Linked DNA regions of Homo sapiens: all the other regions are linked to region 3. Evidence: chromatin contacts called from ENCODE Hi-C or POLR2A ChIA-PET data. All regions are on one chromosome and are shown on one strand. Each heading gives the region's core, a stretch centred on a gene start or an enhancer-like site at or near the end of the contact. The rest is flanking DNA. Distances are from core to core; before and after follow the strand shown.

Region 1 (3,743 bases), core at 1-2,500, 570 kb after region 3:
ATCTACACTGAATATCATCCGTGTACACATATAATACTCCAATTTCTCAAAATGCTTTACCTGCCTTTTCTGTCTTGTCTTCATAACTTGTATGTGTATGTGTCTCTGTGTGTATGTGTGCACACATGTGTATTTAGGACTCTGAAAATCCACAAATGTGTATCTTATTAGAACAAAGATGAGAAGCTTGGATGTGTCCCATCCCCACTGTCTTGAGAGAATAGCTCTGTGTAATTTTTTCCTGTCTCTTGCATCTCAGACCAATTTTCTGTCAGCACACTCGGCCAGGGATGAGGCGGCAAGGTTGGAAGAGCGCAGGGGTGTAATTGAATTTCACGTGGTTGGCAATTCCCTCAACCAGAAACCAAACAAGAAGATCCTGATGTGGCTGGTTGGCCTACAGAACGTTTTCTCCCACCAGCTGCCCCGAATGCCAAAAGAATACATCACACGGCTCGTCTTTGACCCGTAAGTGGTACTTTCTGTTCCTTCTTCCTTATTTCCTTTTTAAATGAAAGAGGAACTGCTTAGATAGTGAAAGTCAGCCATAGTCATCCACCGAATACTACTGCACCTGTCTTGCTGTGGATACAGAGCTTCACCAAGCTGATTTTCATGTCTGAAAGTGCTAAGAGTAATTTTCAACAATTTACAAATTTTCTTGTTAATGATGATGAAACTTTATATTTTACATTGCTGATGACTCTCCTGTGCTTCATTCTTTATAGCAGTGAGAGAATGTAACACTAAGATGTTCTGCTTTCTTCATAATCAAAATATTGGTTTTGGTATCTTAACTAGGTGCCATTATTGCCCAGGTCTGTGGGCAATTATTGGGATATAAGACAGGTTAACTTTGAAAATCCATTGCTTAAAAAAAAAAAACAAAAAACTAGGCCGGGCATGGTGGCTCATGCCTGTAATCCCAGCATTTTGGGAGGCTGAGGTGGGAGGATCACCTGAGGTTGAGAGTTTGTGACCAGCCTGACCAACATGGAGAAACCCCGTCTCTACTAAAAATACAAAATTAGCCAGGCCTGGTGACACATGCCTGTAATCACGGCTACTTGGGAGGCTGAGGCAGGAGAATTGCTTGAACCCAGGAGGCGGAGGTTGTGGTGAGCCGAGACCGTGCCATTGCACTCCAGCCTGGGCAACAGAGCGAAACTCCATTTCAAAAAAAAAAAAAAAAAAACCCACGAAACCCTAAAGAACTAAACTTCTCTAATTGAATTTATTTTAACATACATAGCCCAGTAGCCTATGGGGACTGTGATCCATGCCTGTGACAATTCAGAGTGATGCTTTAGACAGAGGGAAGGATTCCATAATGCGGAATTTTGCAAATTGTATATGTAAATTTTAAATTCTTTTTCATAATGTTTCTGTAATATTTTGGAGTAAGACTTAACTCTTCAGAGACACATACCATGTTTGTCCATGACTTCCTGCTCTCCCTGACCCCTCCTTGGCACTGGCTGTGCCAGTTCCAGAGCACCTCTGCACATACTCTGTTCTCTATTTGTAAACCTCAGGCACTTCTTAGGTGACTGGTATTTTGTTCTGATGGGAGTGCTGATGACATCTTGTGCAGGCGACCTAGCTCTAAAAAGTTCAGATAAAAGGATGGTCTAGCGAGATAGGGGCTACATGAAGGAAGTTTCTATAGAAACTTAGGACATGTCCCTCTTTCTTAGTTGGTTAATAAGGAACACCCCAAAAAGTATATTTATATAACTAGGATAGGTAAAACTTTGACATAATCTTATTCTTTCAGGAAACACAAAACCCTTGCTTTAATTAAAGATGGCCGTGTTATTGGTGGTATCTGTTTCCGTATGTTCCCATCTCAAGGATTCACAGAGATTGTCTTCTGTGCTGTAACCTCAAATGAGCAAGTCAAGGTAAGGGTAAACCCAAGGTCTTAGAAGAAGAGCAGAATGTGGGGCTTCTCACTAAGGCCTGCAGAGCTTGGGAAGATCTCTCTGTGCCATGTCCAGAGAAGGTTCAAAGTGGAGTTAAGGACTTTCTGGGAATAGTCCTCTCACTCCAATGGTCTCCAACCTTTTTGGCACCAGGGACTGGTTTCACGGAAGACAATTTTTCCACGGGTCAGATTAGGGCTATGATTTTGGGATGAAACTGTTCCAGCTCAGATCATCAGGCATTAGTTAGATTCTCATAAGGAGCATGCAACCTAGATCCCTTGCACGCATAGTTCACAATGGGGTTTGCACTCCTATGAGAGTCTAGTGCCACCACTGATCTGACAGGAGGCAGAGCTCAGGCGGTAATGCTCACTTGCCTGCCACTCACCTCGTGCTGTGCAGCCCGGTCCCTAACAGGCCACGGACTGGTAATGGTCTAGGGGTTGGGGACCTCTGTCTCACTGTGAGTGTATGTGTATGTGTGTGAGGAGAGTAAGTGGTTTCACCTACCAACAAGTAGGGTTGTACCAAGGCTTTGTTGGACTTTGGGGCGAGGTACCAGGATACTGTACAAGTTCAATATGTAACTCAAGTGTAGTCGATAGCAAATGAAGGGATATTTGAAAAATAGATCTCAGTGTTCATTGTTAATTTACACATACACGCAAACATGTAATCACAATTAGTGACACTGAACTACTGGAAAGGATATGGTTAATGTGGATTAGAAAGATGATTTAGGCAGCTTACACTTCAGAAAGATTTCTTATGACCTTGTCCCTAAGGGAAAACAAGGACTAAGGAAATTCTTTAAGGGAAGTCATGAAATTCTATAAGGGAAGTCATGTAAATTTATGAATAAATTTCAGAAGTTATTCCTGTAGGGTTTGGCATGTGTTGGAGTGTCTTTTTGTTTTGTTTTGTTTTTTTTTGTTGCTAATTTATCTTCCCAGTTGTCTTTGGCTTAGGTCCCTTCCTTTCCAGGAACTGTGTCCATGTTTTATTGGTATTGCAGTTGGTGTCGCAGTCTGGCGAGAATAAACCAGACTCTGAATTGACAGAAAGAGCTCTCATCTATACCTTGTCCTGTTCTACTTTCTTGCTTTTAAGAAAAGGGAACCAGAAAACATGTCCTTAGAATGTTATTCATTTAGGGCTGGGCAGTGGCTCACACCTGTAATCCTAGCACTTTGGGAGGCCAAGGTGGGTGGATCTCCTGAGATCAGGAGTTTGAGACCAGCCTGACCAATGTGGTAAAACCCTGTCTCTACTAAAAATACAAAATTAGCTTGGTGTGGTGGCACATGCCCGTAGTCCCAGCTGCTTGGGAGGCTGAGGCAGGAAAATTGCTTGAACCCGGGAGGCGGAGGTTGCAGTGAGCCAAGATCACAGCACTGCACTCCAGCCTGGGCAATGAGAGCGAAACTCCATCTCAAAAAAAAAAAAAAAAAAAAAAGAATGTTATTCATTTAGGATTTTCATGGGTGGACTAAAGATTAGCAGCTCCGGATGATTAAGATGGCTGCTGAGAAAAATTATTGGAAGGTCTAAAGCAATGTGTCCAATAGAAATATAAAGCAGCCTGCAAATATGAGGTTATAAAAGCACACATATTATGTGCTTTTAAATTTTCTAGTAGTTATATGTATATATTTTTAAAAAAGCAAGTGGAATCCAGTGAGATTAATTTTGGAAATTTATTTTACCCATATATCCAAAGTATTAATATAACTGCAACAGGCATTCAATGTCACGAAGAATTATGGAGACCTTTTACATTACATTCTTTGTTCTGTACTGTCTTTTTTTTTTTTT
Region 2 (3,648 bases), core at 589-3,088, 630 kb after region 3:
TTTTGATGCATTATTTACACTTTTTATAGAAAATGTTTAGGACCAACTTTTACTGCTTAAGCTTACAGCATTAGTTCTGAGGCAATTATATATTTGGGTTTTGTTTTCCAGCTCTTCTCTAATGATTAATTCATCAGATTAGGTCATTCAACTATTTTTCCATACTCTTTAAACGCAATTATCACTTATGATATGCACACAGTCTCAAGAAAGTCAAGGTACTCCTTAGAGGTTTAAACTATGTAGCACTACATACAATTTTAATAGGCTATTGTAACAAGTACAGAGCTAGAGCAGGAACTTGGGCAGAGGAACACTCTAGTATTCTCAAACTGTGGCTAAAAGTTAGGGCTGTTAACTCCCAGTAAATTATGAACATAACAAATCAGACATTAAATATTGTTGTACATACAGTTAAACGTTGAGTATTAAATACATAACTATACTTAATCTTTCAACGTTGCAAATCAGGTAGGCTTTAGCATGCTACTAAACATGTCAAACCACTTTTCACAAACATCTTTTACGCTAGATTGCACTTTGCAGATCTTAAAATTGCAAAAAAAAAAGACTTGTTTCCAATAACAATCTATGCACAGAATTTTCACTACAAAGGATATCTTCATCTCCTCTACGATAGTCAAATATTTTCCTAAACCTTACACTTAATCTTGAGTATTTCCTCCAGGCCTTATTTTCCTCTATGCAGTGTCTGGAATCTTAAATATAGGTATTGTAGATACCACTTAAGAACTTTCTTTCTACCAAGGTATATACAATATGTACTGGGAGGTTCCTAGCAGAGATAGGGTAGCTATTTTTAAAAGCACGAACGGTAAAGGGGTTGTTTTACACAATTAAGTTAGAATTGGAGATGTTTGAGAGTCATACAGATTAAGTAACGGATCTAGTTTAGTTAAGGTATTTTAAAGGCAAAGCCTTACCTAAAAAGCTTTCGTTATTACTTTTAATCAAGTTAAAAATCACAAAAGAAACTTGCCATATCAAAAGTTTTATATCCTGTCTAAATAAGGCGATGGTTATTAGCAGGGGGTGTGGTAGACAGAAGGGATGAAAGCAAAGACAGACCACAGCGCGAGATGACGGTCTCAATCTGTACAGTACTCGTGTAAGCGCTCTGGATTTAAAGAACCTAGCATATTTGATCTCCGTCCATAATTCTCCAATTAGTCCTGCTGCGAAGACAGCCAGGTAGGATACTAGTCAGTGCCGGCCTCTCCAGGGTAAGTGAGGAAGAGAATGGCCTGGACAAGGAGGACGTCAACGGTATCACGCTGCACAAAGAACTGCTGTCAATTTTCTTGTGTCCTTACGTTGAGCCAGGCTTTTAGCTATTGTAAAAGCTTTATTTGCACATCACTTAATCTACACAATTTTGCAAAGTAGGAAATTAGGGTCTCCATGGAAGCCGGAACATCTGAAAGCGCAGATCGAGTGGCTGAACGGCGAAAAGCGCGGCGAGTGGGACTCCACGGCCCGAGCTTTCGGCCACCGAATTTAGAATGATACTGAAAACCGAAGGGAAGTCAAACAGGGATCACTACGCCCTTGTTTCGCACCTTAAAACCTACTTCTTCCTCTTTCAGGGACTCCAGGAAGGCCGGGGGGAGGTGGGGCTGGCGGAAGTGGACGCGGCGACCCTCCTGCCGCAGGCGCGTCCAGAACGATACCTTGGCCACTACTTCTGCAACAGCTATCTTCCTCCTCCTCACATTTCAAGGCTCTTCGAAGCTCTCCAGCCACGGCTAGCCCCGCGCACTGGGCCCTCCAGGACCGTACCACCGTCCGCCGTCGCCTGGAACTACCGCCGCCACATTCGAAATTTTCCGCCTCGCTCCTCCATTGGTTGGCTGGGAGGCGGTCACGTGGCGCAGGATGCACCCAACACCACCGTCGCAGGCAGAGTCCCGCCCCGCCAGGCGACGTCACGTGACGCACATTCGCTCAAGTCCACATCCGGGCATCCACCTGGCCCTGGGGCGGAGCCTGCGGTCGGGTCTCGGCGACCCGCCGGGACTTTCTAATCAGAGTCGTGGGGATTTTACGGGTGGAGTTACTCCGAAACCTTTAAGGCCGAGTGTGATAGGTAGTTCAAAGCTTCCTGTTTCTTCAGTCTGACAGCTTCAAATGTCCCGGGTTGTGCTCAAAGCCTCCCTCTTGTGAGAAGAATCTCTTTGGTTGCCTGTTAAAGCGGTCAGCCAGCTTGCAACACGGAAGCAGCTTTTAGAGGAATTAAAACCAAAACAAGGAGCAAATTCTGGATTAAAAAGGTATTAGGGAAACTGCAGATACCTGAAAATTCTAGCTCCATGTTTCTCTTTGCCGGCTATCTCTGGCTCTTTAACTCTTCTCGAGAAATGGCACCAACATCCATCCAGTTACCGACTAGAAGCCTGAGAAATCGTCCTTAATGATTATTTATCCTCTCTTAACCTTTGCCCGTCCAGTCGGTCACACGATCTTCTCAACTCTGCTTTCCAAGTTTCTCTCATGCCCATCTTTTTCCCCCCAATCCAGCTTCCAGCCTAATCTCATTCCCTAAATTGCACTAGTACCCACTCTGACCGCAGACTCCACTCCCTATATTCTTCATAGATTAATATTTTTACAAAACAAGTATCAAATAGGAAACTTTACAATGGCTCCCTATTGCATTTAAGGTGAATTTCAAACTCCTTTAAGATATTTTGTCCTTAAAGAGCCCCATGATTCCTGGTTCCATCACTTGTACATTTTCTTTAATTTTCTTAAAATTCTTGCCACTTTTGCCAATGCTGTTCTGTCAAGAACACTCTTTCCCTTGGCCGAACTTACTCCTATGTATACTGAAGTTTCACTGTACAGATGAATTCTTCCAGAAAGACTTATCTACCCCTAAAGCCCCTGAGTGTCTGCTTTACACTTTCTTAGTGCCCTGCATTTTCCCCTTGGTATTCCTTGTGACACTGACTTGTCGTTCATTGCCTGTTTCTTGAAGTTGAATAAGGGCAGGAACTACATCTGCTTTGTTCATAGCTAAATTGTCAGCATCTCGTTGCAATTTGAAGTAAGTAGTAAATATTCACTGGGACAATAAAGGAACAAATAAATGAAAACGAAACAAATGTTTTGAATCTAGGCATTCTTTATGAAGGTGTGTTGTTGTTTTTTAAAGGTAGCTAACACATGCTTGCTCTAGTCTGGGTACCCATCCTGGCTTGAGTGGAAGAGGCTGAAACACCCTTCTCCAGCCAACAACTCCCTCGTTTTCCAAGTTAACCAGACCAACTCCATTAACCCTCAGTTTACTGCCACTGGGCAATGTGGCTTATATGTGTAGAAGCATCAAGAAGGAATGGGCAGAGAGGTTTTTTGTTGTTTGAGGTCAGAAAATTATGAAGTGGAACATGAGAGCAGAGAATAGGGCCAGCTTCATGAGCAGGCAACCGGTGCTTAGAAGGGCTGTACATTTGGTTTAATGCTCTGCTGTTGCCGTCTTGAAATGCTTAGGAGTTTATATTTGAACTTATGTTTTGTAAGTGATGTCTGATGAGACAATGGAGCAATCTTGTGAGCAGATGTGATTCATGCAATGTGTGTGTCTGTCACTGTTTCTTGCCCCATGTCATACAATGTTCAGGATGCGCA
Region 3 (3,316 bases), core at 182-2,681:
TCCAGCTTTGTTCTTTTGGCTTAGGATTGACTTGGTGATGCGGGCTCTTTTTCAGTTCCATATGAACTTTAAAGTCGTTTTTTCCAATTCTGTGAAGAAAGTCATTGGTAGCTTGATGGGGATGGCATCGAATCTTAAAAGATGTAAGAACTGCTGGGATGCCCTCTTAAGTTTAGATATCAAAAGGCAGGTACTATAATCCTTCTTTATTCTCTTCTGCATAAAATTATTGTTTTTCACAACCTGGGTGCAGACTAGATTCTACTACAATTTCAATATGAAACTGGAAATTTTAATAAGATACATCTGGCAATTCAGCCTTCAGGTCCCAGGCCAAATGTCACCATTTAAGATTTATACTCTTATAACACCGTGAGCTTTTTTCAAAGGATTTAAATTAAAAATGTAACTACGTATTTTATCAATCAATGTTTCTTTTTTCATCACACTGTAAACTCTTTGAGAGCAGGCACTTTGTCTATTTTTCTCACTATTATATCCATAAAGAACACAGAAATTACTAAATATTTGTGTAGTTAAACAAGTGAATAAATGAGGGAATGAATGCATCAATGAATAAAAAGCTGGGATCAGATGTTTTGTATCATAGGAACCGTGTCAAGATTCAGAAATGTTGTTGACACCAAACCAATCTCTAAATTATGTTCTCTATATTTGCCATATTTACTACTTTGTAAGATAATATATCTTCCAGTAGAACTCAGGGTTAACTTTGTATTCTGCAAGGCCATCTGAAATCTGTATGGACCTGCCATTCTAGGTAAAGGAGATCTAATCTCTAGTTTCCTCTGACTCTCCAGGTTCTGACTCAGCAGAATGGACTAAAGGACCATTATCAATATCCAGAACTTCTAGGCTTCTTAAAGAGCTTGAAATGATGTACATAGAATCAAAGTTTCCCCAAAACCTGAAAGCAGTTTTGGACCCAGCGTTCAGCCATACTTGAATACAAAGGAAAAAAGTAAATGCAGAAAGTGGTGGGAAATGAAAGGAGAAAGGCAATAGAAGAAAGCACTAATTTTTTGACATAGCCACTTGAAAGAAGAAAAATAATTAGTTATATATTTACACAATTACCAAAGAATTATAGCCCGTTTCTCAAAGTCTGTGTTTTTAATAGTGATCTATTTAGACAGTTGTATTAACTCTCACAGTCCAATATGTTACTATTGGGAACATAGAAAGATACCTGTTGTTTATATTTAATATAAGTTTCTATCTTTTATCTGTCAGGGGAAATTGAATGAGAACACTGTTTTAGAATACCTCAAAATTTCTTAGCTGTAACTCAGTATGCAGATATAATTAATGGTGGAAATGAAAATTCCCCACACTGGGAATTCTGGCTTTATTGCTATTAAATCCTCTGCACAGAGGTTGAGCCAGAGGTCTTGGGACCACATATTTTACTTCCCTCCTTCTATCTTGTTCCCATTTCTGTGACCGAGTTTCATTTCTCAGTTTTAGTTCTGCTCAGTTTTCTTTTCTCTGAGAATAAAACTACCAGATGTAAATGGCACCTGTTGCCACAGCAGCTAAAATATTCAGTTCTACCTTTCTCTTCTCAAAGGAACCTTAATGTATTCAGTACCTTTCTCTGGGTTAGAACAAAAGTTAGGAGCTAGGTTAGAATTAACCTCAGATATTCTCACAACCACTGAGATACAGCGTATGTGTGAATTCATTGACTGTTGATATTCCAAATCATTGTAAAATCACCTGTGTCATGAGAAAAAGAAACAATCATATGATTGATCAATGGTTCCATATTAACACCATCTGTCTAGGGGCTCTTCTAAGAGTTCTATGGCAAGAGAGAACAAAGTACACTAATGGAGCGTGAACTTTCTGTGGCTTACAAAGTCGGTTACATTTCAAGTTAGATTCATGTTTGATTCCCTGCAGTTTAATTTAGCCAGCAATATCCCCATTAAGATTGGTTCTTCCTCTGATTGAATCAAATAATTACTTGCTTATACTTCCAAGCTCTCATATCCCTTCCAATTTCTTTTGTTTTCTCAATGGAATTACTGTCTGCTTGGTTAGTTGAAAGGATTAAATCCTAACTGAAAGAAAAGTAGGAGTCTTTGAAGTGGCTGCTCTGTCTCTATTATAGAAACAGGAAAGGCAGGAAGTCCTACAAAAACTGTCACCACATTTATTGCCAAGTTTGTTCATGTCTGTACATTTTAAGGGATGGCTCTCTAAAGTCATGGAAAATTAAATGGGGAGATGGATTCTAAAGAAGGAACATATGTCAAACAAAAAATATATCCACACATAAAAACTGTATACAAATGCTCATCATAGCTTTATTCATCACAGTCTCAAACTGGAAACATCCCACATGCCCATCAACAGAGGAATGGATGAACAAAATACTGTTCAGCAATAAAAGAAATAATCTATTAATATACGCAACAACATAGATGGATCTCAAAAGCATTATGCTGAGCGGAAGAAGCATACTATGTGATGACATGTATATAGAACTCTAGAAAAAAACAAATCTAATCTATAAAGACAAAAAGCAGATCAGTGATTGCCTGGAACCAAGGTAAAGAGAGGAGAGGACTGACTAGGGACAAACACAAGGGACTTTTGTGGCATGATAAAATGTTCTGTATATTAATCGCAATGGTGTTTATATGGGAATAAATTTACCAAAATTTATCAAAACACTTAAAAGGATTATACTTTATTGTATATAAATTATATCTCAATAAATATGATTTTTAAAATAATATATATTACTTTAAATATATACTATGTGTTTTATATATATATATATTCTTCATTTCTTACTACTGAATCCTGTCAACACAGAGACTATCTTTTACCCTGGACTTTTTCAAATAGGGAAACAGATTCAATGTTAAAAAAAAAATTGTGAAGTTCCCTAGTATATGGTTCCTCAGATAGACGCTAGTTACCTATAGTTGGTAGGATAATATCCTCAAACATACCACATCTAATCCCAGGAAGTTGCAAATGGAAAAAGGATATTTGCAGTTGTGATTAAGGGTCTTATCCTGGACTATTCAGGTGGGACCTAAAATGCAATAAGAGTCCTTATAAGAAAGAGGAAAAAGGAGATTACACACAGAAAATGCGAAGGCAGAGGCAGACAGAGATTGGAGTGATGAAGCCACATGCCAAGGAATGCTGGCAGCCACAGAAGCTGGAAGCAGTAAGAAAAGGATTCTCCCCTAGGACTTCCAGAAAGAGTGCAGCCCAGCTTGATTTGGGGCCACTGATACTGATTTTGGACTTTTGGCTTCCAGAACTGTGAAGG

What was found. Hi-C counts contacts between places; a loop is a spot of excess contacts on that map. ChIA-PET counts read pairs that join two places held with the same protein, here RNA polymerase II (POLR2A). Pooled maps may share reads with other maps.
Region 1: a loop to region 3 is called in a map with no recorded cell type, with 8 times the contacts of the local background. The contact joins two enhancer-like sites. A Hi-C loop is called at or near these places in 3 of 37 single-sample maps with no recorded cell type and 4 of 50 pooled maps.
Region 2: a loop to region 3 is called in a pooled map, with 4 times the contacts of the local background. The contact joins the promoter of SGO1 here to the enhancer-like site in region 3. A Hi-C loop is called at or near these places in 2 of 37 single-sample maps with no recorded cell type and 2 of 50 pooled maps. POLR2A ChIA-PET finds 5 or more read pairs at or near these places in 2 of 52 experiments (MCF 10A and OCI-LY7).

The regions. Positions count from the first base shown.
Region 1 is chr3:20,125,646-20,129,388 of GRCh38, forward strand. KAT2B (lysine acetyltransferase 2B) reads left to right here. Exons shown (of 18, transcript NM_003884.5): 10 at 260-468; 11 at 1,778-1,904. Among named protein-coding and RNA genes, the nearest start is that of MIR3135A, 10 kb to the right of the region's middle. RefSeq lists an enhancer at 376-455. Within about 2 kb of position 1,251, at least 5 of the 41 ENCODE cell types and tissues checked have a DNase peak (open chromatin) inside an H3K27ac peak, as active enhancers do.
Region 2 is chr3:20,184,368-20,188,015 of GRCh38, forward strand. SGO1 (shugoshin 1) reads right to left here and starts at 1,839. Exons shown (of 8, transcript NM_001199251.3): 1 at 1,581-1,839. It overlaps SGO1-AS1 (SGO1 antisense RNA 1), which reads left to right. Exons shown (of 4, transcript NR_132785.1): 4 at 1,608-1,748. RefSeq lists enhancers at 1,557-2,236, 2,257-2,316.
Region 3 is chr3:19,558,445-19,561,760 of GRCh38, forward strand. No RefSeq gene overlaps it. Among named protein-coding and RNA genes, the nearest start is that of MIR4791, 250 kb to the left of the region's middle. Within about 2 kb of position 1,432, at least 3 of the 41 ENCODE cell types and tissues checked have a DNase peak (open chromatin) inside an H3K27ac peak, as active enhancers do; they include OCI-LY7, where a contact is called at or near this core.